2 separate regions of the Homo sapiens genome follow, and region 2 is linked to region 1. The links are chromatin loops, found by intact Hi-C in ENCODE. Cell type or tissue: B cell. All regions are shown on one strand. Links, peaks and the distances in the headings refer to the core of each region. The heading gives the core; the rest is flanking DNA. Region 1 overlaps CFAP92 (cilia and flagella associated protein 92 (putative)). Region 2 overlaps H1-10-AS1 (H1-10 antisense RNA 1).

What was found. Peaks named below come from ENCODE experiments on the same cell type or tissue, not always from the same donor. Only the 100,000 strongest peaks of a DNase experiment are listed, where the experiment ranks them.
Region 2: it touches region 1 in a loop (36-fold over the local background); 14 of 110 quality-filtered maps call a loop at or near these places.

The regions. Positions count from the first base shown.
Region 1 is chr3:128,963,512-128,975,537 of GRCh38, reverse strand. It overlaps CFAP92 (cilia and flagella associated protein 92 (putative)), which reads left to right. Exons shown (of 16, transcript NM_001394090.1): 8 at 4,105-4,251; 9 at 9,843-10,027. Among named protein-coding and RNA genes, the nearest start is that of CFAP92, 25 kb to the left of the region's middle. RefSeq lists an enhancer at 10,407-11,401. In B cell, for the core only: CTCF peaks have their summits at 4,881 and 5,092 (motif pointing left); a DNase peak (open chromatin) is centred at 5,107.
Region 2 is chr3:129,318,653-129,330,678 of GRCh38, reverse strand. It overlaps H1-10-AS1 (H1-10 antisense RNA 1), which reads right to left. Exons shown (of 5, transcript NR_026991.1): 4 at 7,075-7,329; 5 at 6,110-6,498. It also overlaps the pseudogene NUP210P3. Among named protein-coding and RNA genes, the nearest start is that of H1-10, 8.4 kb to the right of the region's middle. RefSeq lists an enhancer at 1,916-1,975. In B cell, for the core only: CTCF peaks have their summits at 1,790 (motif pointing left) and 6,575 (motif pointing right); DNase peaks (open chromatin) are centred at 1,808 and 6,598.

The DNA of each region.
Region 1 (12,026 bases), core at 1,475-9,474:
ATTCATCCATCCATTCATTCATCCATCCCCATCCATTCATCTGTCCACCCACCCATTCCATTTATTCATCCATCCATCCATCCATCCATCCATCCATCCATCCATCCATCCCTATCCATCCATCTCCATCCATCCATCCATTTGTTCCATTTCTTCTCATGTCATTCACTCACCCTCATCATCCATTCCATTCCATCAATATTTTTGACCCATGGTGTTGTGCATATGGGGAACATGAAAATCTCTAATATCTAATGGAGACTTTCAAATAAAGAATTACAATTCTTTGTGATAGATGTTGTGGTATGGGTAGGTACGTGGTATGTTGGGGAGGCATAAAAGAATCATGTTTATGGAAAGACTCTCCTTGAAAGATAAAGTATTTACTCTTTTTATTTTATTTTATTTTATTTTTTTTGAGATGGAGTCTCACTCTGTCACCCAGGCTGGAGTGCAGTTGTGCAGTCTCGGCTCACTGCAAGCTCTGTCTCCCGGGTTCACGCCATTCTTCTGCCTCAGCCTCCCGAATAGCTGGGACTACAGGCGCCCGCCACCACGCCTGGCTAATTTTTTGTGTTTTTATTAGAGACGGGGTTTCACCATGTTAGCCAGGATCGTCTCGATCTCCTGACCTCGTGATCTGCCCGCCTCGGCCTCCCAAAGTGCTGGATTACAGGCGTGAGCCACCACGCCTGGCCTTCTCTTCTTTTTTTTTCTGAGAGGGAGCCTCACTCTATTGCCCAGGCTGGAGTGCAATGGCGCAATCTTGGCTCACTGCAACCTCTGCCTCTTGGGTTCAAACAATTCTGCTGCCTCAGCCTCCTGAGTAGCTGGGATTACAGGCGTCCACCACCACACCCAGCTAATTTTTGTATTTTTAGTAGAGACAGGGTTTCACCATGTTGGTCAGGCTGGTCTTGAACTCCTGATCTCAAATGATCTGCCTGCCTCAGCCTCCCAAAGTGCTGGGATTACAAGCGTGAGCCACTGTGCCTGGCCTAGTGTTCACTCTTATGGTGGAATGAAGAACACAGCATCCTGTGTTATGGGATCCGTTCATGCAGAAGCATGTAATCTTATTCACATACTGTCAAGAGAGCAGAACCCTCAGAAGCCACTAAATCAACTTCCTCATTCTCAGCTTAGATCCCCTCACCAGTTTCTCATTAAGAAGTTGTGTTTCCAGTGTGAGGTGGGAAAATCTAGAGCCAGTGGGTATACTGCTGCCTCCTGGGATGGGCCATTTCACGTCCTTTTAGCTATAATTGCTACAGATCATTTCCTCATCTCTCCATCAGTTAATCTGTTGTTTCCTGACACTGGCCTGGTTCTAGTGCAACAGTCTATGGCTGCAGAGGGAAGTGACTGCTTGAGCCAGGCTCTCTGCTGGGTGCTGGAGACACAGTTGAAGAAAACTCATTCCTATTCCTACGGTCCACAAAGACTAAGTCACACTTTCACATGTGAATGCCTCTCAACTCCTGACTTTTGTCTTTTCCGGATTAAAAGTGTCACTCTTTTTAAAAATGTGCTTTAAGCATTTAATGAGATTTTTAAACCGTTCTTTTTATTTTGAAATAAAGATAGGAAAGTTCACATGAAAATGCAACAACTACATATTCACAATTTAGGTGTTAGCATTTTGCCATGTGTTATGGGTGGACCGTCCTGCATGCACACAGTCCCCGTGCCAGGGATCTGAGTTGTCTCCAATTTCTTGCTCTCCAGCACTGCCATGGTGAGCATCTGGGCACACATGTGAGTCCACGGCATTGGCCCAGTGGGACCCCTGGGACACAGGCTGTGAGCCTCGACCCCATTGCTAGATGCTAGTGGTTTACTCTCCAGGCAGCATCTCTCTCTTTTTTTTTTTTTTTTCTTGAGACAGAGTTCTGCTCTTATTGCCTAGGCTGGAGTACAATGGCGCGATCTCGGCTCACCACAACCTCCATCTCCCGGGTTCAAGCAATTCTCCTACCTCAGCCTCCCGAGTAGCTGGGGTTACAGGCATGTGCTACCATGCCTGGCTAGTTTTGTATTTTTAGTAGAGACAGAGTTTCTCCATGTTGGCCAGGCTGGTCTTGAACTCCCGACCTCAGGTGATCCGCTTGCCTCGGCCTCCCAAAGTGCTGGGATTACAGGTGTGAGCCACCGGGCCCGGCCTCAGGCGGCATCTGTTCCCCCCTGCTTGCAGTCCTGAGGATTGCTGTTCTCCCCGGTCTGCACGGGCATGGTTTAGTTCCTGACTCCTGGTGAGGCTGAGCAGCATTGCATAGGCTTATTTGGTCACACTCTTCTGTGATTTTCCTATTCATATCTTTGCTTATTTTTCTGTTAGTTTAAAAAAAATTGTCTTACTGATCTGCCAGCTTTGTGTTTACATCTGGATAATTGTACATTGCCAGTTATATGCATGGTAATCCTCACAGACAGGGGTATATAACTTATCGTTTGACTTGATTTATGTTATCTTGTTTTGTACACCAATTATTTAACTATTCCTCTCTAGTTTATACTTTCACGAATGTTTAAGAAATCCTTCCTCAGCTGGGTATGCTGGTGCACGCCTGTAGTCCAAGCTACTTGCAAGACTGAGGGGATGATCACTTGAGCCCAGAGTTCATAGCCAGCTTTGGCAACATAGTGAAACATCATCTCTCTATCTTTTTTTTTTTTTTTTCAAGGACTGAGTTTCGCTCTTGTAGCCCAGGCTGGAGTACAATGGCGCGATCTGGGCTCACTGCTACCTCTGCCTCCCAGGTTCAAGTGATTCTCCTGCCTCAGCCTCCCAAGTAGCTGGGATTACAGATGCCCGCCACCACACCTGGCTAATTTTTTATTTTTAGTAAAGATGGGGTTTCACCATGTTGGCCAGGCTAGTATCAAAATCCTGACCTCAGGCGATCCACTTGCCTCAGCCTCCCAAAGTGCCAGGTTTACAGGAGTGAGTTACCACACTCGGGCGAAACATCACCTCTTAAAAAAAAGAAAAAAGAGGCCAGGTGCGGTGGCTTACACCTGTAATCCTAGCACTTTGGGAGGCCAAGGCAGATGGATCACCTGAGGTCAGGAGTTCGAGACCAGCCTGGCCAACATGGTGAAACCTCATCTCTATTAAAAATACAAAAATTAGCTGGGCGTGGTAGCACGCGCCTGTGGTCCCAGCTACTCAGGAGTCTAAGGCAGGAGAATCACTTGAACCCAGGAGGCAGAGGTTGCAATGAGCCTCGATCGTGCCATTGCACTCCAGCCTGGGCAACAGAGTGAAACTCCGTCTCAAAAAAAAAAAAGAAAGAAATCCTTCATCCAGATGTCAGTATAGTCTCCTAGATATTCTTCTGATGATTTTAAAGTTTTTGTTTTATACTTTTAGTCTGGAATTCATTTTGTATATGCCGTGAAGTAATTCAATAACTTAATTTGCTCCCATATGGATAATCAATATAACTTATCCACTGATTTGAAATGCCACTTCTGGCATCTGTTAGGTTCCCCTATGTGTTTGGGTCTGTTCCTGGGCTTTCTCGTCTGTCCCATTGGTCTTGTCTTGATGACCGTAGATTTATATGTGTTCTCATCTCCTTTTCCTTCTGGTCTGAGCTTGGCACTGAGCTGAGTGTTTTATGTAGCGTTGCTAATTTCCTCTTCTCAGTGTCCTAGAAGGCAGGTGCTGTTGCCCTCATATAACAGGTGAGGTTACTGAGGCTCAGACTGTGGGCTTTTGTTTGTTTAAGAGCAGGGTCTCTTAAAAAAGCCCACCGTCCACCCTGCACTGACATTAAGAGCTGACTGGAAGAGAGCCTTGAGTGTGTTATGGCATCATTGTCATGATGACCTTAGTTCTCTTCTGTCTGTGTTCTCAGTTAGCAGAGGCGGGGAATGAGAGGCCCTCACCCTATTACTACATATAACTGGCAACGGGCCTGCCATCTATATTTAGCCACCACTTCTGGTTGCTGGGAAGAGGCAGTCACACAAAGAATAACCCCTGCCTTCTAGGAGCTTCCAGAACCTTCCTGAATCTCTGTAGCATGTTCAGGTCCACATATGGCAGCTCAGATACAGTCTCCTCTTAATGCTCATCTCCTTTGTTTGATTTCACAGTTAAAGGGAAAGATTCAGAGGGAAGAAGGAAAATCCAGAGGAGACATAAGAAGCCCCTGGCAGAAGAAGAGGCAGACCCCACGCTGACAGGCCCCAGGAAGCAGAGCGCTTTCTCCATCCAGCTGGCCGTCATGCCGCTCCTTGCCGGTACCCACTGCTTGCCCTGTTCCCAGCAGCTCCTGCTTGTCTTGTGGCCAGAACGGCCATAAGCGGATGCTCCTAATGACAACCCTGCTGCGTGCCACCTCATTTCATCCTCACAGCCACCTCAGGAAACTCAGGGGAATTGGCTTCATAGTACAGGGGGAAACAAAGGCCCAGAGAGGGTAGCTACCTTGCCTGAGATCACACAGCTAGGAAATGTGAAGCCTGGACTTGAACCCAGCTCTGTTTGATTCCAAAATCCAAGGAAGCCTATGGGAATATTAAATGTCATCATTGTGTTTGTTAAGAAGATGCTGCTTTTAATAAATGCTTTCCTACAGATTTTTACAAAAACATCTAGTAAAGGGAATGAGGAAAGGGAACCCTTTTTGACTGAGCCCCTCTGGGTGCAGGCACTTCCCGTGTGACACATCACTTACTTCTCAGACCAAATTCTGACCCACTCAGCCAACCTGTGGTGTGGTGGTGGCTGTGGTGGTTATCATAGTTACCATTTTTTTCAGTGAGGAAAAGAACTCAAAGAGGTTAAGTAACTTTCCTAATCCCACACAGCTCAGTGGCCAAACAGGGATTTAATTATTTTGCTTTATAAGATCTACCACAATTTATGAACTGGACTTTATACATACTGGTAAATCATAACTAAATATTATATCAATATGTTTTGATGATTGAAAGCTCAGCATATATTTTGGTAAAATTATGTTGCTTTGTTCCAAAAAAGAGTAATATGGGGTGAACTCCCCCCCTTTTTTTTTCTTTTTAGAGAAAATTCAGACTTTGTTCGTTTTTTTGCCATCACGTGTCTTGTGCGCCCTCTCCTGGCTACTCTGCAGAAGCGCGTGCGTTGGTCTTTTCTGAGCTGGAACCAGCATTCATAGAGAAGGGGGCAAAAACCCCGTAAGTCAGAGCCTCCAGTTCAGTTCCACAGGTGCCAGTCGTCATCCTCCTCTCGCGCTCTTGGGTTGGTGTCAATTCAGTTTGAGAAAGTGCTATTAACTTTTCAGTTTGCACTTTTTTTTTTTTTGAGATAGGGTCTTGCTCTCTCACCCAGGCTGGAGTGTAAGTGACATGATCATAGCTCACTCCAGCCTGAAGCAAGCCTCCCGCCTCTGCCACCCGCATAGCTAAGACTACAGGTGCACACCACCACACCTGGCTATTTTTTTTATTTTCTGTAGAGACAAGGTCTTGCTATGTTGCCCAGGCTGGTCTCAAACTCCTGGTCACAAGTAATCCTCCTGCTTCAGCCTCTCAGAGTTCTAGAATTACAGGCATGAGCTGCCGCATTTGGCAGTTTGCAGTTTTAAATGACTTTTTGAAAATGATACTTCACCTACAGCTTGTCCTTCCTGATCACCTTCACTTTCTCGTAGCATCAGAACCTCTTGAGAGGCAACAGTGACAGAGAGTAAACTTTCAGAGGGTCTTACCCCACCCCACGCTCCAGCCTGACCCTCCAGCATACCTATTGCACACAGTAGCTTTGAGCGAACGCCTTTGCTAGCTGCTTCCTTCGTCCTACAGTCCCAAGGAGGAACCCATGATCCTCCTGGGGGAGCGTACCATGGGACCTGCCCCGCTTTGGATTTTACTGTGAGAGGAAAAAGAAGTTCAACCATTTGGGCCTGCCTGGCATGACTGTTTCCAGCAGAATGAAGCCAGGACATGGTCCCCTCTCTCTTTTTTTTTTTTCGAGATGGAGTCTTGCTCTGTCGCCCAGGCTGGAGTGCAGTGGCGCGATCTCGGCTCACTACAGCCTCTGCCCCCCCAGGTTTAAGCAATTCTCCTGCTTCAACCTCTAGAGTAGCTGGGATTACAGGCGCATGCCACCATGCCAGGCTAATTTTTGTATTTTTTGTAGAGATGGGGTTTCACAATTTTGGCCAGGCTGGTCTTGAACTCCTGACCTCGTGATTGTCTTACATGTCCGTGTGAAGAGACCAAACAGGCTTTGTGTAAGTAACAAGGCTGTTTATTTCACCTGGGTGCAGGCAGGCTGAGTCTGAAAAGAGAGTCAGCAAAGGGTGGTGGGATTATCATTAGTTCTTACAGGTTTTGGGATAGGCAGTGGAGTTAAGAGCAATGTTTTGGGGGCAGGGGGTGGATCTCACAAAGTACATTCTCAAGGGTGGGGAGAATTACAAAAAAACCTTCTTAAGGGTGGGGGAGATTATAAAGAACCTTCTTAAGTGTGGGGGAGATTACAAAGTACATTGATAGTTAGGGTGGGGCAGAAACAAATCACAATGGTGGAATGTCATCAGTTAAGGCTATTTTCACTTCTTTTGTGGATCTTCAGTTGCTTCAGGCCATCTGGATGTATACATGCAGGTCACTGGGGATATGATGGCTTAGCTTGGGCTCAGAGGCCTGACAGTGATCCACCTGCCTCAGCCTCCCAAAGTGCTGGGATTACAGGCGTGAGCTACCGCACTGGACCTAGCCTCCCCTCTCTATAACCTGCCCCGTCATGTACAATGCTGTACAGTGCAGGGGTTCACATGTAAGAACTTTGGTGACCAAAACACTTTGATCATGGCTCAGCCACTTACCAGCAAGTTACCTACTTTCTCTGAGTCTCACTTTCCTCCTCTGTGAAATGGGGGTGATTACTCCTACCTCAGAGCGTTGTTTTAAGGATCACAGGAGCTGACGTGTGTAAACTGCTAGCACAGTGGGACCCAGGGGGTGCAGGTGTGGAGGCAGCAGCTGTCCTGAGGCCATGTGTGTGGGCCGCTCCATTATACCCATGACATAGCCTATGGTCATCGACAGAGAACGGGTCAGCTCAGCAGGCCAGTTGTATGTCTGGTTTTGCCAGAAACTAATAGCATAAGATTATTTACTGTAAGCCCAGCATAATTATTTTTGGTAATCATCTTCAATTTCAAATTAGGCCATAGATCATGTATGTATACCTTATTAGTAAATATTGGTTGGCTAGTAACCCAGTAAGATTCTAGAAAGATTCTGTGTCTGGGAATGAGCTCTTATTTTAAAAGGATAGTATTGCATAGCGGAGGGGCCCCACTTAGCCCAACAGAACTGGTTTGGATGCTGGTTCTACAACGTATTTTCTAAGAGACCTTGGATGATTGCGTCAGAACTCTGGGCCTCATTTCCCCCATCTGTAATGTGGAGATGACAGCAACCACACAAGGTTAAGGATGAAATGACATTAGCGCATGTTTGGGACTGGCTGTTGGAGGAGCACAAACATTCCCTTACACCATTCCACTCTTAACCAGGGCTCTTAACTCAGGGGGCTTGTGTCTGCTGGGGACACTTGGCTGTGTGTGGAGGCATTTTGGTTGGCACGACTGAGAGTGGGATGCCACTGGCATCTAGTAAGATACTGTTAAACATGCCATAATGCACAGGACTGTCCCCTGAGCAAAGAATGGTCTGCCCCAACTGTCAGCAGTGTGGAGGCTGTGAGCCCGCAGCCTGGAATTCTGTTCTGGTGTATGTCTCCCTGACTCTGATGATTTGAGCACTTTTTTTTTATTTTTATTTTTGCAATGGGGATTCCTTCTACCTTGAGTAGTCTTTTTTTTTTTTTTGAGACGGAGTTTTGCTCTTGTTGCCCAGGCTGGAGTACAATGGCGCGATCTCAGCTCACCGCAACCTCCGCCTCCCGGGTTCAAGCGATTCTCCTGCATTAGCCTTCCTGAGTAGTTGGGAATACAGGCATGCGCTACCACGTCCGGCTGATTTTGTATTTTTGGTAGAGACGAGGTTTCTCCATTTTGGTCAGGCTGGTCTCAAACTCCCGACTTCAGGTGATCCGCCTGCCTCGGCCTGCCAAACTGCTGGGATTATAGGCGTGAGCCACCGTACCCGGCCTACCCTTGGGTAGTCTTTCATGTGAAAAGGCTCACAAAATTATAGAACACAGGCGTAATGGGTGACAGCTTTTATGAATCAGCTTTGTTAAAGAGGATCCTGCGGGAGCATGAGGGCTACCCCCAGGAGCTGTGCACGCCTCTGTTCACAGCCTGTGCAGATGGCTGTGCACACCTGGCCCGGGACTTGTTTTAGAAGTGCCTACTCTTTCTGAATGTGAGCGACTTGGCTTTTACATGCCCTAGAAATACATTTACAGGCATGTTGAAAGGAATAGACTGATCTTTTTGAGCACCATCTCATATATCATCTTTCTTAATCCTTTAAACCCAAGGAAGGTGGTGTCTATCCCCATTTTGAAGATGAAATTGAGCCTTGGAGACTCTAGCTTATCACATGACAAAGAGTCAGATCTGGGATTCAAACCCAGGTCAATCCTGCCTCCAAAACTTGAGGTGATTTTTTTTGTTTATTTGTTTTGTTTTTTCCTTACCTAGTACATCTCTGACTGGTGAAATACATGGATACCTTTTATAGAAAAAGCATTCTGGGCTGGGTGTGGTGGCTCACGCCTGTAATCCCTACACTTTGGGAGGCCGAGGCGGGTGGATCACGAGGTCAGGAGATCGAGAACAGCCTGGCTAACACGGTGAAACCCCGTCTTTACTAACAATACAAAAAATTAGCCAGGCATGTTGTCGGGCACCTGTAGTCCCAGCTACTTGGGAGGCTGAGGCAGGAGAATGGCGTGAACCCAGGAGGCGTAGCTAGCAGTGAGCCAAGACCGTGCCACTGTACTCCAGCCTGGGCAGCAGAGCAAGACTCTGTCTCAAAAAAAAAAAAAAAAAAAAGAAAAAGCATTCTGACAGCTCTGACAGCTACCTATATGCCTTGCAATGGCTCAATTCACCCACCCTTTTTGCGAGGCGCACTAGTGCAAAACCACCCTGGTGGGAGGTATGCACGCTTGTATTTGGCTCAGATGTGCCAGTTGTGTTCTACATCAGTATCTGTGCTTTCCTCATCAAATCACAACAGATGAAGCAACCCACTGAGTACCAAATGTACACACTGGCATGATATGTCCTTGGTGGGAGAACTGCCTGGAGCACTCCATCCAGTAGCCTTCCTGCAACGATGGCCAGGCTCTCTGCTGACCCATACAGGAGCCCATAGCCACATGAGGGTACTGGGCATTTGGAATGCGGCTTGTGTGGGGAAGGAAGTGCATTTTATATCTTATTTAATTTTAATTAGTTACAATTCAAGTAGCTACCTATGGCCCATAGCTACCATAGTGGATAGCACAGGTTTAGAACGTTGGTTTTCAAGTTACCTGGAGAGCTTTTAAACCTCCCATTGTGGAGGCCACACCCCAGACCAATTAAATCAGACTGTCTGGGAGTGGCACCCACACATAGGTGTTCCTATTGTGTCCTAGATGATTCAGGAAATACTTGTATTACTTCTTAAAAGATGTCATCAAGATTAAGTCACACAAATTCAATTCTAGAGAATTTACGGGACCTCAGTTTGAGAAACTAGCACAGGTCATGCTGCCTGTGGGTGTTTCCCAATTCTTTCTTTTCTTTTTTTTTTTTAATTAAAGTTTTCACTTTTGGGTTGTGATTTTATCATTGGCTCATCTCAGGTTGCTTGATCCCTCTGTGCGTGTCTTGGGGGTGTCGGGAGGAAAGGTCTAATGCTGGGTGTATTTCCCCCAGGATGGCAAACTGTCGTGAGTCGTGGCAGTGAGAAGTCTGCCAACATTTTAGATTGCCTTTTGACTTTAAAAACAGAAGTTCCGATCATGACCGAGGAGCAAAAGCAGGATTTAAATCCCCTGACCATAAAGATCAAGTGTGCTTCCTGCCTTCCATCACAGCCTGTACCCATTCAGGAACTAGAGGTAAGAATGAGCCGGACCCATGGAGTTTAGAGCTCCTCCCCTTCCACCCACCTGCCCGTCACATGCCACCTCTAGTCCTCCTGATGGCCCCACATGAGAAATGTGGTCATTCTCATACGGGTCCGTGTGAAGAGACTACCAAACAGGCTTTGTGTGAGCAACATGGCTGTTTATTTCACCTGGGTGCAGGCGGGCTGAGTCCGAAAAGAGAGTCAGCAAAGGGAGATAGGGGTGGGGCCGTTTTATAGGATTTGGGAAGGTAATGGAAAATTACAGTCAAAGGGGGTTGTTCTCTGGTGGGCAGGGGTGGATCTCACAAAGTACATTCTCAAGAGTGGGGAGAATTACAAAGAACCTTCTTAAGGGTGGGGGAGATTACAAAGTACATTGATCAGTTAGGGTGGGGCAGGAACAAATCACAATGGTGGAATGTCATCAGTTAAGGCAGTTTTTATTTCTTTTGTGGATCTTCAGTTACTTCAGGCCATCTGGATGTATACGTGCAAGTCACAGGGGATGTGATGGCCTGGCCTGGGCTCAGAGGCCTGACATTCCTGCCTTCTTATATTAATAAGACAAATAAAACAAAATAGTGTTGAAGTGTTGGAGCGGCAAAAATTTTTGGGGGGTGGTGTGGAGAGAGAACGGGCGATGTTTCTCAGGGCTGCTTCAAGCGGGATTAGGGGCAGCGTGGGAACCTAGAGTGGGAGAGATTAAGCTGAAGGGAGGTCTTGTGGTAAGGGGTGATATTGTGGGGATGTTAGAAGAAACATTTGTCGTATAGAATGATTGGTGATGGCCTGGATATGGTTTTGGATGAATTGAGAAACTAAATGGAATAAGAGAGGGAGAAAAACAGGTATAAAAGGTCTAAGAATTGGGAGGACCTAGGACATCTGATTAGAGAGTGCCTAAGGAGATTCAGCATAGTCCTGCCAGCAAAGATTATTTATTTACTTCAAGAGTTTAGAGTGGCAGTTTGGGGATAGCACCAGGAGATATCAGCTGTGATGGCTTGGAGAAACAGTGTAAACCGGCAGTGTAAACAAGAGCAGGGCACGTATGAGTAGTTGAGAACGGTGAATAGGAGTATGACTAGACAAAAGATAGTAGGGATGACAAGTTTTTTGGGGGCACAGTCTCAGTTGGTCTGGTGTCAAATGAGACTGGGGCCTAATAAAAAGGAGCATCTACACAGGAGCTTAAATGGGCTGTACCTTGTAGAAGCGAAAGTGGTAAAAGTATTGTCCAGTCCTTTTTAAGTTGGTGGCTGAGCTTGGTGAGCTGTGTTTTTAAAAGACCTTTAGTCCGTTCTACTTTTCTTGAAGACGGAGGACCGTAAGGGATATAAAGGTTTCACTGAAACCTACTAAGAGCCTGAAAAACTGCTTGGCTGATTTGACTAATAAAGGCTGGTCTATTATCAGACTGTATAGAGGTGGGAAGGCTAAACTGAGGAATTATGTCTGACAGAAGGGAAGAAATGACTGCGGTGGCCTTCTCAGACCCTGTAGGAAAGGCCTTTACTTATTCAGTGAAAGTGTCTATTTGAACTAAGAGGTATTTTAGTTTCCTGACTCGGGCATGTTGAGTAAAGCTAATTTGCCAGTCCTGGGTGGGGGCAAATCCTCGAGCTTGATGTGTAGGGAAGGGAGGGGGCCTGAATAATCCCTGAGGAGTAGTAGAATAGCAGATGGAACACTGAGAAGTTATTTCCTTGAGGATAGATTTCCAGGATGGAAAGGAAATGAGAGGTTCTGAGAGGCGGGCTAGTGGCTTGTACTATAGCATAGCCTGCCTTTGCTGGTGTGTGGCGATTAGGCCTGGTGGAACTGCCGTCAATAAATCAAGCGTGATCAGGGTGAGGAACAGGAAAGAAGGAAATATGGGGAAATGGGGTGAATATCAGGTGGATCAGAGAGATACAGTCATGGGGGTCAGGTGTGGTATCAGGAATAATGTGGGAGGCCAGATTGAAGTCCGGGCCAGGAACGATGGT
Region 2 (12,026 bases), core at 1,789-9,788, 350 kb before region 1:
GTGAGAGGAGGAAAGGAGACCTTCTCACTTGATGGTTTACAATTGTCAGCAACGCCTCATTGATGGTCTCGAACTCCATAGAGCCCAGGGAGGGTAAGAGAGCCCAGAGGACAGAGAAGCATGATCTTGTGTCATCTAATGTGACCTCAATGGAGTAGGAGGGATGGGTGAGTCACTCTCTGGAATACCCTTCTTGCTGATGTTTGTGGCCCCTGGACACCATGTGGTGCACGCAGCAGTGAGGATGAAGACGGGAGGTAGGGGACTCCACTCCAGGTAGGACCCAATGGGAGAGGCTGCTGGGGAGCACGAGGGTTACACTTGAGGCTATGAAGCCTTGGAAGGGAGCTGTGAAATCAGAAATAAATGTGTAAAATCTGATTTGTTCTTTTTGTATTTTAACGGCATACAGAGATGGTGCCTCTGGGCTCTGAGTGTGCTGTGTTTGCCATCATAGTATTTAAAGATGGTCTTTCTCAAAGCACCAGATCTTTCCTGCCTTTGCCACAGCAAACTTCAGAGCCTTTGATTATGTTTCACCTCTTGGGAATGATACACAAAAGATTTTGGTTTGACTTTTGGGTGTTGACCTCCAGGGGAAGGAATCTGGTGAGACACAACTCTCTCATAGGCAGATACCTGATCTTGGAGGCAAAGTCCATCTAGTGAGTGCGGGGTGCTGGGTGAGAAGTCGGCCCTCTCCCTCTGTACTTTCTTTTCTTTTTTTTTTTTTGAGATGGAGTCTCTCTCTGTTGCCCAGACTGGAGTGCAATGGCACGATCTCGGCTCACTACAACCTCCGCCTCCTGGGTTCAAGCGATACTCCTGCCTCAGCCTCCTGAGTAGCTAGGATTACAGGCGCATGCCACCATGCCTGGCTAATTTTTTGTATTTTTAGTACAGACGGGGTTTCATTGTGTTAGCCAGGATGGTCTGGATCTGACCTCGTGATCCGCCTGCCTCGGCCTCCAAAAATGCTGGGATAATAGGCGTGAGCCACCGCACCCGGCCCCTCCCTCTGTACTTTCAGGACTTGGAGCAGAACCTTCATGTTCTGTCCTCGTAACTGGGGGACCAGTTAAAGGGCAGCCAGGTTTCTGCTGGGGCATGGGCCAGCTGTGCCCGCCGGTCTCAGGTGTAACAGGCTAAGTCGCCCACAGTGGTGTAGACAGACCCATTGTGAGATGGATGCCTTAAACTTCTTGACCTGTGTTATCCTCCCAGCAGCCACGTGAGCTTGCACACCACTGTGCTCTCCATTGAGTAGTCGTAGAGGCTGAGACCTGAAGAGGCCAAGCCGCTTGTCTGAGCTCGGGGAGGGCAGAGCTGGAGTCTGAACTCAGATCCATGTGGATCTGCACTCTCATGTGGGAGCCACGGGCCCCAGGGCTATTTACGTGTAGTTAGAAAATGAGCAGTTTGGCCGGGTGCAGTGGCTCATGCCTGTAATCCCAACTCTTTGGGAGGCTGAGGCAGGCGGATCACGAGGTCAGATCAAGACCATCCTGGCTGACACAGTGAAACCCCGTCTCTACTAAAAATACAAAAAAAAAAAAATTGCCGGGCATGGTGGCAGGCACCTGTAGTCCCAGCTACTCAGGAGGCTGAGGCAGGAGAATGGCGTGAACCCTGAAGGCGGAGCTTGCAGTGAGCCGAGATCATAGCACTGCACTCCAGCCTGGGCGACAGAACAAGACTCCGTTGTCTCGAAAAAAGAAAAAGAAAAGAAAAGAAAAGAAATTGAGCAGTTCAGTTCCTGAGATGCATAAGCCTCCAGTCCAGGGTTCACTGGCTGCACGGCGAGTGCTGCCACCTGTGGGACAGGGCAGGAGCAGAGCTACACCGGTCCTTGGCCGGCGCTGGTGCAGGCCCCAGGTCTGACTGTGCTGCTTGCCTCTAGTTTTGCTATGTGATTTTTAAAGAGCACGATGCCTTTTTTTAAAGTTTCATTTTCATGTTTGAGTCTCCTTTTGCAGAAACTTCAGGCCTGTAGAAAATCTGCCAGCGCAGTCCAAAAAGAGGTTTCCCTCACTCACCTGAAAGCCGGTTGCCAGCCTCATGTCCCATCACCCTGATGATTTTCAAGTGCTTTACGACCATTAGTGACGTTGTCCTGCATGGCCACCGTGCAGTTATGGTGCTAGGAAACGAACACTGATGCCGACCATCTTCAGACCTCATTCGAGTTTGCTCATTTGTCTCGGTTTTTTTTTTTTTTTAAATTGAGACAGAGTCTTACTCTGTCGCCCAGGCTGGAGTGCAGTGGCACAATCTTGGCTCACTGCAACCTCCACCTCCCGGGTTCAAGCGATTCTTCTGCCCTCAGCCTCCCGAGTAGCTGGGACTACAGGCGCGCGCCACCATACACAGCTAATTTTTTTTTGTATTTTTAGTAAAGACGGGGTTTCACTGTGTTAGTCAGGATGGTCTCAATCTCCTGACCTCGTGATCTGCCCGCCTGGGCCTCCCAAAGTGCTGGGATTAAAGGCATGAGCCACCACATCTGGCCCAGCCCTTTTTTTTTTTTTTAGACAGTCTCCCTCTGTCACTAGGCTGGAGTGCAGTGGTGCAGTCTCGGCTCACTTCAACCTCTGCCTCCAGGGTTCAAGTAAATTTCCTGCCTCAGCCTCCCGAGTAGCTAGGACTACAGGTGTGCACCACCACGCCCAACTACTTTTTGTATTTTTAGTACACATGGGGTTTCACCATGTTGGCCAGGATGGTCTCGATCTCTTGACCTCATGATCTGCCCACCTCAGCCTCCCAAAGTGCTGGGATTACAGGCATGAGCCACCGTGCCCAGCCATTTGTCCCAGTTTTATCCCTTTCAGCAAAAAGAAAAACCCCAGCCCTGAGTCACCTGCCGCATGTGTCCTGTTTCTCTTAGTCTCTGTCAGCCCGGGACAGCCTCCTGGGCTTTGACTTTGGACACCGTGACACTTGTGAAGAGGACAGTCTGGTTATCTGTAGAGCAGCTCTCATTTTGGGTTTATCTGCTGTTCCCTCATGGCCAGGCTCTGAGCACTGCGTCTTTGGCAGGAATATCACCGAAGTGAGACTCCATTCTTCCACTTGCTTCTGATCTGGGGAAGTCACCTTCTCACCCCTTTGTAATTATAAGTCCTTTGTTGGGGAGTTTACCATCTTCTGGTTTTTTTTTTTTTTTTTTTTTTTTTGAGATGGAGTCTCACTCTGTCACCAGGCTGGAGTGCAGTGGCGCAATCTCGGCTCACTGCAACCTCTGCCTCCCGGGTTCAAGCAATTCTCCTGCCTCAGTCTCCTGAGTACTGAGATTACAGGCACCCACCACGTTCAGCTAATTTTTGTATTTTTAGTAGAGATGGGGTTTCACCATGTTGGCCAGGATGGTCTCGATCTCCTAACCTCGTGATCCGCCCACAATTACGCCATTAAAGTCCAGCTCTGGGCCGTAGGGGATGATGGGGACGTGGTGGTTCCTCCATCACAACCTTCTCCAGAACTCAGCTCACGGTGACTCCAGGCAGACGTCCTCACGTCCTGATGCCTTTGAGAGCTGAGTCGCCCTCCTGGAGGCAGAGCTTTCTGGACCAGCTCTGCAGTTTCTGGTGTTTTGTAAAACTATGACCACGAGCCGGAGAGTCAGAGACCTGGATTCCAGTCCTGGCCTTGTCACTTCCTGCCTGTGGCCTTAGCCAGGGAACGTTACCCACCTGAGCCTCAGCCTCCTGCCCTGGGAAACAGAGCTGGAGGGGATCCCATGCCCAGCTCGGCAGATTGATCCGCTCAGGGCCCCTCTCTGGGCCTGGCGCATGTTGGATGTTGAGGGGATGCTGGTTCCCTGTCCCCTTCTGACAGCCCCGTCCCCTGCCATGTCAGGCCCCCCAAGCTTCCAGGCAGCTCTGCACCTGAGCCGAATGATAACAGAAATCCCAGACACCAAGGCAGGTTGGAGCTGGATTGTCCTGGATTTGTGGTCAATTTGACATGTGACACCTAGAGTAACCAGGCGAGGAAATAAATTACGGCGTGGCCCGGCACCGGCAGATGCTGGGGAGATGGAAGCATGGCGGCAGATTGCTCTTGTGCAGGGGAACAGTGGGCTCGTTTGTAAATGCAGGCTGAAGTGGGAGGCTGCGTGGGAAGGATCCCTGAAGTCAGCCTGCCCAGCAGCCCACACTCCATGCTACACCACGTCCCCGACATCTCCCCAAGCTGGGATCTGGGGAGAGTGAGACGTGGTGCCGTCCGGTCCCCAGGGCTAAGGGACCAGTCATGGAGAATCGTTCCCCAGAGCTGGGTGGTAGGCCAGGGAGGTGGGACAGGAGCAGGCAGCCTCAGGGAGGCGAGGGCGCTGCTGGTCCGGCCTCGGCTGGGCTGTGTTCTTGGGCCTGTTGCCTCATCTCTCAGGCCTCATTGTTCCTGTGTGGACTCAGCGGCTGGTCTTGCATGTCAGTGTTTCCATCACGTATGCAGGTGGATAAAATGGAGTTTCCCAGGCTTCTTGCAGACACAGCCTGGGCCAGGGGCCAAGCATCTGCATTTTTCACAAGGACATGGGCAGATCTGATGTAGGAAGCTGCAGGGACATGTCTCTAGGTAGCCCCAGCCCTGACTAACGGGACACCCCTTATTTCTTCAGTGTTGGCCCCAGTGGGAGGGGCTGATAGGGAATGCTGTGGTAGATTCTGACAGACCTTGTGTCTGGGTTTGATCAACAAACTTTAACAACGCGTTCCTTTTCCAGAATCATCACTTTCTTGGAGTCTATGTCCATCCCTCCTCAGAGCACAGACCCCCTGAAGGTTCAGACTAGTTCTACTGTGAACACTATAGATCTATTATCACTTCAGAGCATAGACCTGCTGTGTGTTAAGGACAGAGCTGCTAGGATTCTGAGTGTAGACCCACTGAGGAACAGGAACAAGTTTGAAGGAGCCTTGTTCAGATAGAATGGGATGAGTCCAGGTTTGGTCCTCGGGAGGTCAGCTCAGGACTCAGGGCTGAAGGCGGCATCAGGCATCTGTTCCTCAGCAACAGGTCCCTCTCTGTGGAGGAGGCCAGCGCCATAATTGTGGGGCCCCTAGGTGGGTGGTGTGGGGCCTCCAGGTAAGTGGTGTGGGGCCTGCAGGTGGGTGGTGTGGGGCCTACAGGTGGGTGGAGTGGGGCTTCCCATGTGGATGCTGAGGGCCCCTGTGCTGAGGGTGGTGGTCCCATCCTCCTCCACCCTGCTGCCCCTGAGGCCTGAGTGCTCAGGCTCCCCCTGCCTGTTTTAGGGTTCACCATTCACCCTGGTGATAGGTGGGTGCTGGAGACCGGCCGCCTGTATGAAATCACCATTGAAGTTTTTGACAAGTTCAGCAACAAGGTCTACGTATCTGACGTCAGTGCCTGTTCAGGTCCTGGCTGGGGGGATGAGGTGGGTCGTTGTCTGACGCAGCTGCTGGAAAGCAGCCCCCAAAGCAACAGGAGCCCCCATGCAGGATGACTGAGGAAGGGTCCTGTTTCTAGTGGCGCTCCTGGGTCTGTGGGAGACACTGCCAAGGCATCCTGGGGCATTTCCAGAGCCTGTGAGCCTGCACACCCGCCCCACCGCAGAGTCCCTGTAGGGCTGGAGCCCTGTAGTCCCTGTAGGGCTGCCACAGCGGCAGGGCTTCAGGAGAGGGGGATACGGAGGAGGTCTCTGCCCGCCACTCTCCCACCCCCTTTTCCCCAAGCTGGGGACCTCAGAGGATTCATTCTTCTCCCGCCCTGCCGAGAGTCAGGGAGCACGTCCTGGCCTTCTCCCTGCTGAGCCCCAGAAATACCTGGAACCCTGCGTGACAGAGGCCGAGCTCAGCACGCTTTCTGGTTCTGGAAAGGGGTGTCAGACAGATGGGGAAATGTGCAGGAGCCTTGGCCACCTCTCTGTCCCCTGTGAGAAATTCCAGGCTCATCAGTGAGTGCCTCCAGGCCCTTCCAGGTGGTGTTGGAGGTTTGTTTGTTTTTTGAGATGGAGTCTTGCTCTGTTGCCCAGGCTGGAGTGCAGTGGAGTGATCTCGGCTCACTGCTACCTCCACCTTCTGGGTTCACGCTATTCTCCTACCTCAGCCTCCCCGAGCAGCTGGGACTACAGGCGCACACCACCACGCCCGGCTAATTTTTTTTATTTTTAGTAGAGACGGGGTTTCACCGTGTTAGCCAGGATGGTCTCGATCTCCTGACCTCGTGATCCACCTGCCTCGGCCTCCCAAAGTGCTGGGATTACACGCATGAGCCACCGCGCCTGGCCCTGTGTTGGAGGTTTTAGAAAGAGGTGAGGTTCCTCTCGGTGTCCTTGAAGAAGCCATTGCTTTGCTTGTGTTATCAAACAAGGGCTGGGATGGTCACCATTTGCAGTTAGCTGTAGGGGACGTGATGTCCTTTTTTTGGTATTTACTGGTTCCTTGTTGAGACCTTGGTAGGCTCCAAGCTGCCCCAGGTGCCACACGGGGAGATGAAACAGGAGTGCAGGTCATCGGGCCATGCAGGGAGGGTGCCCTGGGTGGGGACAAAGGCCATAGTGGTTAGAGCTCTGTTCCAGGGCCTGACCTGCCCGTCTGCTGCTAGTGGAGGCTGCTGAACACCAGGGGGCCCCTTGGCCTGGCCCGGCTGCTGGTTTCAGTTCTGTAGCTTCTTGCCCAAACTCTGACTTTCTGGAGTCACCCCAGAAGCACCTCTCACCTGTCCTGCCTCGCCTTCCAGAACTTCTGAATTGAAACTGTGCTTCCTGCTGAGTTCTTTGAGGTGCTCTCGGCCTCCCAGAATGGGTCATACCATCACGTCAGGGCACTAAAGAGGGGACAGATGGCCATTGACGCGGCCCTCACCTCTGTGGTGGACCAGGCAAGTTGGTGTCTCCCCTGCGTCGTGCCTTGGCCTATGAAGCCCTCCTCTGTAGGCAGAAATGTCAGCCCAGGAGGGCCATGGGTCGAGTTGGGCCACCAGTGTCCCTTTGCCTGTTTGGGCTACTTACATCCTGGGTTCTTTTTTCCTTTGTCTTTAAGAAGCCCATCAGCCTTAGGGAGCAGAGCTTTGCTGATCGGAAAATCGGCCTGGGTGTTCCCATTTTCCTACCCTGCGCAGAAGGCCTCCCGGCCTGGAAGGGGCCGCAGGCTGTAACAGGAAGAAATGCCCATGCACCGACAGTGACTCCTGCCAGAGTCGGCCTCCTCATCTCTGGGAGCTGGGTGGGCTGCTTTAGCTCTCAAGCCTCAGTTTCCCCATCTGTAAAGTAGGGGGTACACCACGTCCATCCTGCCGGGGTGCCCTGAGGATTCAGTCAGGCAGCACTTCCAGGAGTGGCTGTAGCAAAGCCACGGAAAGCCATCCCTGTGGAGAACGAGAGGGTGGCAGGGTGTCTGGAAACTTCCTCTCCACTCTCCCACAAAATCCACCTTTGTGGCCTGATCCCCAGGGAGGGGTGGGGGTCCAGTGACTGGGAAAGACTGCTGATGACATGGTTGTCATAGTGATGTGTGGCACCCTCACCCCTTGTAGGATAGAGGGGTCCACACACTATGGGTGCCTGTGTGGAACCAGCAGGAGGTGGAAATTCACATCCCCATCACCCTGTATCCCAACATCTTGACGTTTCCATGGCAACCAAAGACAAGTACTTATCAGTACACAATAAAGCTACATGAGACCCCCACTTCTGGGTGCATTCCTCTGGTGTTTCCATAGGATTGTGGCTTTTCGTCCATTCTATTACTTTTTTTTTTTTTTTTGAGACAGAGTCTTGTTCTGTCACCCAGGCTGGAGTGCAATGGCACAATCTCGGCTCACTGCAACCTCTGCCTACTGGGTTCAGGTGATTCTCCTGCCTCAGCCTCTCAAGTAGCTGGGACTACAGGTGTACACCACCATGTCCAGCTAATTTTTGCATTTTTAGTAGAGACAGGGTTTCACATGTTGGCCAGGCTGGTCTCGAACTCTTGACCTCAAGTGATCCTCCCACCATGGCCTCTCGAAGTGCTGGCATGAGCCACCACGCCCGGCCTCATTCTGTTACTTTTAACGTTACTCTCTAGTGGCCTACTTTAAATCACAGTCTTTATGATTTCTGTTATTTCCTGAGGTTTCCATCATAGCAATGCATTTTTTGTAATCAGGAAAAAGCCCAACAAAAACCAATAGTGAAAAAATAGAGAAAAGAAAATACAATAAATTCTGGAATATTCTGGAATACAGATTTGAATTTCATTAACATTTCTTTTTCTAAAAGTTATGTTTTGAAAGCTATATATATCTGTATATAGATATAGATATATAGATATATGCTCTTAGAGAAAACATTCAAATTCAAGGCATAAGTATCTCCAACCCCATCACATGGGACGTGTCACTGCTTTGATCTTCCTGCCTGCACGTGGCATTAGCCAGCAGGACTCGCGTTAGACAGGGCTCGAGTCCTCGTGGTCAGTGCAGGGCACATCAGTCCTGCTGTCCCATGGAGTGGTGACAGGTGTCCTTTCTATGCACTGGCACTGGCTCTCTGCTCAGATGTGTCACCGTCCTGGCCCCTTGGGTTCTAGGGTTGTTTCCTCTGGTCTGGGAGCAGAGGTGCGGTCGCTGACCTCCCAGCAGATGATGAGGAGTGGGCAGGGGTGTGTGCTGGGAGCTTGTGTCTGGTCAGGGAGGCAGCGCCCTGCAGCTGGCTCGGTGGCCAGGGGTTCTGCCCACTGCAGCCTGAGCTTTGCGAGGTGCCACCAGATTCTGGGGCCTCTGTCATGGGCATGTGTGTTTGTGTGTGTCAGTCTCGAGGTCCCCAGAACATGAGGGCAGAAACAAGACAGGACAGAGAGGGCGAGGGCAGGGGGAGCCTCCAGCCAGACCCTGGCTGACACCACGTTTTTCCCTGCAGTTGGCATCGACCTTGTGTGTGAGTGAGTAAGTGGCCACAGGTGTTTTTGAGGATGTGAGAATGGGTGTGTTTGAATGTGTCTATAGGTATGTGTGTGAATGTGTAAGAAAGTGGGTATGTGTAGAGCTGTGTGGGTATGTGAGGATGTGTGTGAAGGTATAGGTGCACGTGAGTATGAATGGCTAGGTGAGTGTGTGTTGGCTTGTGTGTAAGCACCTATGTTTGAGGGTGTGTCCGTGGTCAAGTGTGAGCTTGGGTGAGTGCATGTGAACTGGTGAGTGGGAATGGTGAGTGGGTGAATGTGAGGGTAAATGTGTCGAGTGTGTGTGAATGGGTGAGCCTGTGTGAATGTGAGCGAGTATGTATAAGTGCGAGTGGCTGTGTAAATCAGTGAGCATATGTGTGTGAGGGAAGTGAGTGGGAGCATGTGAATGCGTGTGTGAACCTGTGGGTGTGAAGGGTATGTGATGGTGAGCTTATGAGTGTGAAGGGCACATGCCTGTGTGAACATGTGTGTGTGAGCACGTGAATGGGTGGATGATGTGTCTGAGTAGGTGTATGTGTACGAATCTGTGAGTGTGAATGGGTTAGTGTGTGGGTGTGAGGGGTAAACTGTGTGACCATTTTGTGAGCATGTGAATGAGAGGATGACAGGTGTGAGTAGGTGAATGTGTGTGAACCTGTGGGTGTGAATGGTATGTGTGAGGATAAATGTGTGGGTATGAGTGTGTGTGCATATATGTGTGAATGGATGCGTAGGTGTGTGTATGAATGTGAACTATGTGAATGGTGTGTGAGCATGTGAGTAGGAGGGTAAATTGTGTGTGAGTAGGTGATGTGTACGTGTGTCAACTGTAAGTGTAAATGGTGTGAGTGTGTGTGAGCATGACTGAGTAGGTATCAGTGTGAGTGTGAAGTGTGGGTGTGAATGGTGAGCATGTGTGAGGGTAAATATGTGTGAGTAGGTGTCTGTGGGTGTGAACTGTGGCTGTGAATGGTGAGCGTGTGTGAAGGTAAATCTGAGTGTGAGTGAGTAGGTGTCTGTGTGTGTGAACTGTAGGTGTGAATGGTGAGTGTGTGTCTGGAAGCCCAGAATCAGACTGTCGAGCTGGATCATTCAGACTCCATACATCCAGCCCCTTTATACAAACTGGGAGACTGAGGCTGGGCAGTGGTGGTGGGGAAGGGATCACACCCAGCGTTTGAAGGACAGCCCGGGTCAGAGCCCAGCCAGGAGCTCCTGACCCCCATCCTCCCATCCGCTGCTGCTGCAGGTGTGTCTGTGTCGGGAGCGCACTGTGTCCACCCCGCCTTGGTACAGCTAGGAGCATGACCTCCCCCACCCTGCACTTAGCTCACAGCCCACAACTCAACGGACATACTAGATGGCAGGGGCTGTGAGCCAGGCAGGGAGGGTGCTCTGGTAGGAGCCCTAGGGAGGGGTCTAGGGAGGCCGGCCAGGGAAGGAGCCAGCCATGGGGCCACCCCAGCAAGTCCCAGGTCCTGAGAACCCTCTGGGTATGTGTGGGCAGCAAAAAAGGCTATGAGGCTGAGTGCTCAGCTGGGGAGCTGCGGTCAGAGCCTTGGTAGGGGCCAGTGGCAAAGGCATTGGGAGACTTTACCCTACGTCTGGTGAGAAGCCATTAGAGACCTTCTGGCAGAGCCAGGACCCACCACTCAGACTTCTGTGTTGGGGCTGTGCGGACAGAACAGGAGGCTGGGTGGAAAGGGTAGAGAGGGTGGGGGCTCGGCAGCTGTGGGACCAGTTCTGGGGTAGATGGGGAGGAAGCCATGGGTTGGAAGAGAGTAGGGAAATCAGGGAGCAGTCCCTGTCTCTGGGCAGAATCACTGGCAAAAGTTTGGGAGGAGCAGGGTCTGTGTTGGCCACACCCAGGCTCCAGGTGAGGGTGGCAAGAGGAGCGGGATGCTGGGGTCTGCACGGGAGAGAGGCTGACCTCGGGCTAGGGAAATGAACTGCATCATCAGGGTACTGGTGGTGTTTGCAGCCCCAGGACTGAACAATCCCCTAGATAAGGAGGAGAGAGAGAGCCCAGCAGCCACAGAGCCCCTTCCAGATTCCGACCCCAGAAACCCCACTGCTCACAAGCCAGAGCCTCCTCCAGACTGGCCAGGCCCAGGGAAGGGCGCGACTCAGGTGCTGGGCACATGGTCTTGCCCTGGTCTCTGCTAGGCCCTGGCCACTTCCAGAAGCTCCTTTTCTCATATTTGGCCATTTTTTTTGGTTGAGGACCTGGGACCTTCCCCACCTACAGTTTCCTTGGTGGGGTAATGCAGAAGGGATGACCAGCAGTGTGGGGGTAAGAGGCACCCTGAAGGCTGCAAGACCCCAGCCTGAGTCCTGGTCTCCTGGCTAACCCCCTCCTCAAGCCTCAGTTGCCTCTACCATATCATGAGGGCAAGTGGAAGATCCCACTTAGTCTATGCCAGCTCCCAAAGTCTAGAATTAGTCTTCTGAGCCCTGCGCCACAGGCAGCCTCCCTCTTGACAAAAGCCCCGCTCCCCTCACAGGCTGAGGAGCCGGCCCCCAGCCCGTGTGCCCACCAAGGCTGGTGTGGGGTCTGAGCTGCATCCTCCGTGTCCTCCCCCCGGGACTGGACAGCACTGCCCTGCCCACAGGGCTCCAGCCCTGTGTTGACTGCTTCTCCCCTGCAGTCCCAGCCAGGTCCCCCGGGGCACCGTGGCTGCGAGCCTGGCCGCTCTCCTCAGTGCCCGGACTGCGGCTCTACTTTGTGAGTGGCTGTACTGGCTGCGGTGCCCAGCCCTCCTCTCTCGAATCTCCTCTCCTCAGATGTCATGAAGGAGGCCACACCTGGGTCCCGCCTTCCTCCGTGACCCTGTCCCTTTGTCTCCACTAGAGCATCCCCTTCCTCCAGCACAGATGACCCAGGAGTGTCCCTGGCCCAGCCTGTGGCTGCAGCCAGCTCCAGAGTGGCATGTCCAGCATGCCACTCCTCCCCCCTGCGGTGGCTGCACAAAAGGCCAAGCGATGGCCCTGTTGCCCATGGCTGGGACTCCTTCAGGGGTATCGCTTCTGCTCACCCTTTAACTTTTCAAAAGACCCAAGCTCAAGCCCCTTGTATTAGTCCATTCTCACAAAGCTATAAAGAACTACCTGAGACTGGGTAATTTACAAAGATAAGAG